2 separate regions of the Mus musculus genome follow, and region 2 is linked to region 1. The links are chromatin loops, found by intact Hi-C in ENCODE. Cell type or tissue: heart. All regions are shown on one strand. Each heading gives the region's core, and the rest is flanking DNA. Links, peaks and the distances in the headings are about the cores only. Region 1 has its middle 3.7 kb from the start of Mtfmt. Region 2 overlaps Igdcc4 (immunoglobulin superfamily, DCC subclass, member 4).

The links. Hi-C counts contacts between places; a loop is a spot of excess contacts. Peaks named below come from ENCODE experiments on the same cell type or tissue, not always from the same donor. Only the 100,000 strongest peaks of a DNase experiment are listed, where the experiment ranks them.
Region 2: a loop joins it to region 1, with 3 times the contacts of the local background. A loop is called at or near these places in 2 of 42 quality-filtered maps.

Annotation. Positions count from the first base shown.
Region 1 is chr9:65,430,591-65,433,503 of GRCm38, reverse strand. No RefSeq gene overlaps it. Among named protein-coding and RNA genes, the nearest start is that of Mtfmt, 3.7 kb to the left of the region's middle. In heart, for the core only: a CTCF peak has its summit at 1,055 (motif pointing right); DNase peaks (open chromatin) are centred at 1,053 and 2,393.
Region 2 is chr9:65,135,835-65,138,747 of GRCm38, reverse strand. Igdcc4 (immunoglobulin superfamily, DCC subclass, member 4) reads right to left here. Exons shown (of 20, transcript NM_020043.3): 20 at 801-2,913. Among named protein-coding and RNA genes, the nearest start is that of Igdcc3, 3.9 kb to the left of the region's middle. In heart, for the core only: no CTCF peak of the experiment used is centred there; no DNase peak of the experiment used is centred there; H3K27me3 peaks cover 78 bases.

The DNA of each region.
Region 1 (2,913 bases), core at 112-2,611:
TTGCCTCCTGAGTGCTGGGATTAAACATGTGCTTCACTACTGTCTGGTTCAAAAACGAAAAAAAAATTTTTTAAGTTCTTCATAGTGAGTTAGACACATAAGAACCTGACCCTTCCAAGTGCAGATAAATTCCTCACTGGATTCGCTTTCAGCACAGAGATGAGCTGCAAGGCCAAGGAGATCTGTGTAATAAATGTTTGTACATCTGTATCCTCCAGGCACTGCTGACAGCACTGCTGTCTATGAGATCAGAGTGGCTGTGATCACCCACTAGAGACCTTCATAAGATCAGGCCCAGCCACATTCCCGTGTGGGATCAGGGGAAGCCCACTCCTGTCTGAGGATACAAAGTGGTGAACAGTGGCTGCTGAGGAGGCTCTTCCTCAGTGTACAACTGCCTGTAAGGTGTCCGTGCTCCTGTGACTGACCTAATTAAACACGCTGGATCTTTAGGCTTAGACGGAATGATTTCTTTGGTCTGTGATTGGTGCTCTATCTAGGACAAATAAACATTTGCCTTTCCCTGAAAAAAAAAAAAGGGCACACACCATTAGGACATCCACAAAGCATATCTAAGGTATTGGAAGCCAGACAATGAGTTTCTGATCAGTGTTTTAGTTTTCAGATATTTCTTCTGGAAAGTTCTTCAGCTCCATAGAAAACTGGTATGTGGAAGTAGCCTAATCCCCCTTGAACCATTCTTCCATGTTCCCACCATCTTACAATGTTGCCATATGTCTATTTTCTGTGGGACAAGGAAACCAGCCATAGGATAAATGTGTATACCTGTGCTTGCATGTGCTCATATTTAGTCAACCATTTGGTGTTGGGTCAAAAAGAGGAGCAGCTGGAGCCCCCCCGGGGGGCAGGAAGTAAGAGCAAAAGCTTTTGCCTCCATCAGGGGAAGCAATGCCTCAGGACCAGGGGAAATACATGCTATGCATAGGCACCAGCCCAGTATCAGGGTCACAGACTTAACCCACAGTGCCCACTGAGCCATTTGGGATGCCCTTCAAGCACCACTATGGACTCTCGGTTGTTGTTGCAGGAAAATTCCACAAGAGGGCGATGTCACCAACCTTTTCCCTTGTTGAGGATGGCAGACTGGCTCTCTGCTGTGTCTATTGCCTGTGTAACTTCAGCAGATTTTACTCTGATTGGCTTACTTTCCTTGTAAGTAGTTCACAAACACTAAGTAGCGTCACATTTTATAAAAACAAGAATTTTTATAAAATAAAAATTTGAAAGGAGACAATATGTTCCCCAATTCCTTCTTTGAAGAACAGTTCAGTATACACTCTATTCAGTATATACTCTATTCAGTGAACACAGAAGAGAACTGTTCTTTTAGTATAAAGCACCTCTGCTCACTGCCACAAAGAATTAAGGAGGCTGCAGGTTTGAGAAGCTCATATTTTGACTGATTTAGAGAATGCCAAACACTTAGATAAATTTATAATAAGTGAAAATCACTTGGGAAAGCCAGACATGGTGGCTCACAGCTGCAAATCAGCATTCAGAAGGCTGAGGCAAGAGGATTGCCAGGAGTTAATGACAGGCTGGGACACTTAGCCAAACCTTGACTTGAAAACCAAACAAAAACAATTTCTTGAGGGAAACAAGGTGAAGCAAGAAAGGAAAAGTGTGTTCGGATAAAACACCAAGGAGTCAGAGTTGAGTGTGGGGTACACAGGCCTTTAATCCCAGCACACGGGAGGCCCAGGTGAACAGCTCTCTATAGATTCAAAGCCAGCCTGGGCTACATTGTGAATTCTAAGTTACCAACCCAACCCAAATCAAACTACAACAACAACAACCCCTGAAGAATCAGTTAATTGTGCTGATTACTAAGACAATTCATTCAAGAAATGAAAGACAGATAAACGTGCCCCAGACAGTGGTGCACATCTGTAATCCTGGCACCCTTGGGAGAGAGGCTGAAGCTGGAGAGTCTAGAGCTCCAGGCAGGCTGGGCTACATAGTGAGACCTTGTCTTAAAATACATTTTTTTTTTGAAAAGAGAGAAAGAGAGAAAGGAAGGAAGAAAGGAAGAGAAGAAATACATATATATTAGGCTGTCCCTGAGGACATTTTCTGTTTAAACATTTTTATTTTATTTCATTTACTTATTTAAATATCTCTTTATTTTATTTTATATGTATGAGTATTTTGCTTGCACGCAGATATGCATGTCTGGTAGAATAGATCCCCTGGAACTGGAATTACCGACAGTTGTAAGCTGTCATGAAGGTGGTGGGAATTGAACCCCAGATCTCTAGAGGAGCAACCAGTGCCCTTAACCACTGAACCATCTCTCCAGTCCTGTGTAAACCTTTTTAGAGCAAGGGCAGGCAGGATGGCTCAGTGGTTAAGTACTTGCCCCACAAATGTGAGGATCTGAGTCCAGACCCCAGAGCTCCTGGGCGTGCCTTGATCCCAGAGCTACAAATGTGCAGCAGAGTCCTGAGAATCCCCAGACGCTTGATGGTCCGCCAGCCTGGCCTGTGCGGCCATGTTTCAGGCCAGTGAGAGATCTTGCCTCAAACAAAAGGTGGAAAGTACCCATGGACCAGCATCAGAGAGTGTCCTTTGACCTTCATCAGCTACACACTCCCCCCCACCCCACCCCACCCCACCCCACACAGACTTTAAATGGAGACATTAAAGTTACATTGTTATGTTTGATAAACAATAGAATGTCATGGGATTGAAAGCCCAAGTAAGGCACTTGGACAGTTTGTGTGTCTGTGTCAAGCTGACAGCAAAAACAACCAGCACCATACATTCTCACTTCAGGCCATTCTACCCTATCAGTTTTTGACTTCTGGATTCTGTGTGGAGTCTACTTTGATTAAAAAAAAATGGTTAAGTTGGTCATGGTGACTCATGTCTGTAATCCTAGCACTTGGAGAG
Region 2 (2,913 bases), core at 180-2,679, 290 kb after region 1:
GGTCAGCTATGATGCAACTCAACACATCGGTGGACGTTGCAGTTTCAAAGGGTTGGCAGGGATCTAATACACTCCTCCAACTTAAGAGGCATGCATGTGGTGTGCCTGTGTATGTGCAGGCAAACACATGCTAGGTAAGTATTCAACTGCACAATGACATTTGCAGTCCCTTTTTTGGGTTTTTCGAGACAGGGTTTCTCTGTGCAGTCCTGGCTGTCCTGGAACTCACTCTGTAGACCAGGCTGGTCTCGAACTCAGAAATCCACCTGCCTCTGCCTCCCGAGTGCTGGGATTAAAGACGTATGCCACCATACCTGGCTGAAGCTTTAGTTTTTTTTTTCTTGGACCCATCTTCTTTCTACTCTCAAAATTTACTGTTTCCTATCCTGGGCCAGGAAGACTTGAGAAAACTCTAGTCAGTTGGTTCCAGAAAGAACATATCTTGAAGCTGAGGGATGGCTTATTGCTCTTGCAGAGGACCCTGATTTGGCTCTCAGTGCCACTACTGGATGGCTCACTAAAATCCAGTCCCAGGGGATCTGAAGTGCTCTGACCTCTGTGTAAACCAACATGCAAAACTCTTTAAAGTTAAAAGAGCAACATGGTTGGGCGGTGGTGGTGCACGCCTTTGATCCCAGCAGCACTGACTGCTCTTTGGAAGGTCCTGAGTTCAAATCCCAGCAATCACATGGTGGCTTATATCCGTAATGAGATTGGATGCCCTCTTCTGGTGTGTCTGAAGACAGCTACAGTGTACTTGCACATAGTAAATAAATAAATCTTTAAAAAAGAGAGAGAGCAACATGTCTGGAAAATAGTTTATTAATTCTTTACAGGGACAGATACATGATCAACACCTTAGTGTAACAATAAAGAATATCATATTTGTAAGGAGGAAGCATGATGCTGGAAAGTGCAATTAAATAACCCAGCACAAACTAAGCACAGGTAAACGAGTGAGCATGTAAGTATTGCATACACTTGTCATGCTTCGAGAAAAGAAATTCTTAAATGAGACTCCAAAGAACTTAAGGCATCCATGGCAAACGACAAAGGGACTAATGCCCTGTAAAAGGCCAACAGACTTTCCTAATAAGACCTGCTGCTACAAAGTCACAAAGCTAACACTCCCCAGTTACTCAGAACCCAAATCATATATAATGCTAGTGAGTTCTGGCTACTTTCTTATCAACTGTGAGTTATAGGCAGATACCAGATTTATTACTTATTTGCTTTTGAGAAACAATTTTCCACCCAGCCTAATGGGTTATAAATTGTCTCATTTGCAGCTATTTAATTTAAACCAGAACCTCAGTGCTTGTTAAACAAGAACATGAGGAATGACTATGTGGTGTGATGCTAAGAGCCTACTGTTAAAACGGTTATTTCATTCAAGGCAAGGAGGAAAAAAATCTAACCAGGAAAACAAAATGAGGCTCTTGACCTTCAGAGCAATGAAGAAACATACGGTGGTGTTGGCCGTGGCCACTTTGAATGCTATAGAAGTAGTTCAAGTGACAATCCTGTCTTTAATGAGATACGAAGCCAGCATTAATAATCTTTAGTGTTATCATAGGCTGGCTGAAGAGGGGAGGAGAAGGAAATGTGGGTGGGGTCAAACATGAGTGACACACAAGGCTAATAAACACAGACGCTTTCAGAAGCTACAACTCCACTGAAAGACATAAAATAAAATAAAATAAAATAAAATAAAGGGAAAATAGACTGGTTATTTCTAACTTGGCCCAGAAGCCAGAGTTAACACTTGATGTGCCAGCCAGTTGAAATAGAAAGATGTGCAGCAAGAGCACAGATGCCACTGGATCTGACAATTCTGGGACATGACTGAGGTGAGAAACCAGAGAGATGGCATGGCTCTTGTGACTCAGGAAATACCAGTCAGGCTTGGCCCTTTGTGGTAAGATGATTTTGGGATTCAGTGTAAAGAAAGATAAAATAAAATGAGCCAGCCGCCCTTTTCCTATGCAAAGACTTCCCTTACAGCATCTTGGAGGAAACTCTTTGCTACTCTGAAGCCAGGTTCAGGGCTCCAGGGTCAGGGAACTGAGCCATGGCAGCCCCAGTAGCTCCCCTCTCCTCACCCCTTCAGTTTCAGCCAGGACTGCACGTCAAAAGCACACACCCATCTCTCTGTGCAGATGGGTGGCAGCCATTTTTTTTCAGCCTCTTGGTTTCACTCCCTACCCCTTCTTGGGGGTTCCCCTGTGCAGCCTGGACTCATCTCTTCCATAGAAAACCTTCTCATCTCAACACCAAGGGGAGGGCAGCCAGACAAGCCACAAGGTCTTTTCCAGATCTACTTGGAGTGGGTCATCTGCCCAGGAAGGCGGTTGGCAGGGGAGCTGTGGGGACCCAGGGGTCACACTATGGTCTGAAGCAGACATGAGGTAGTCATGTTGTTAGGAAAGGGTGCATAGGTTGAACTCAGGGACGAGAAACACACGACATAAAGACAAGCATGGCAGACAGAAATGAAAACAGCAGTGAGGAAATCAGGGGCATCATGGGAAAGAGAAGGGCCCCAGGATAATCGAGCAAGATGACATGAGACAGATCACCAGAACAAATGAAGGAAGGGGCAGAGAGGGACAGGGTGCGAAAGAAGATTTCCCAAACCAGGCACTTCCCAGATTACAAAATTAGGTACAGAGATGCTCAAAGGAGAGGGGAGCTGAGCTGGGTTCACCCAGACATCTGGACCTTAGGAGGCCAGGGGGATGACAGCCATGCTGTGGTAGGCTGCGGTGTCATAGGCCCGTGGAGTTGACTGGCACTCTGCTCAGCACAGCTGACAGAAGAGGGGCTGGCGCTGTCTTTGTAGACACAGCACTGGAGACACTCTCAGAGTGTAATAAAAGGCTAGGTGACAAGGCTAAAAGCTCAAAGAGCTGG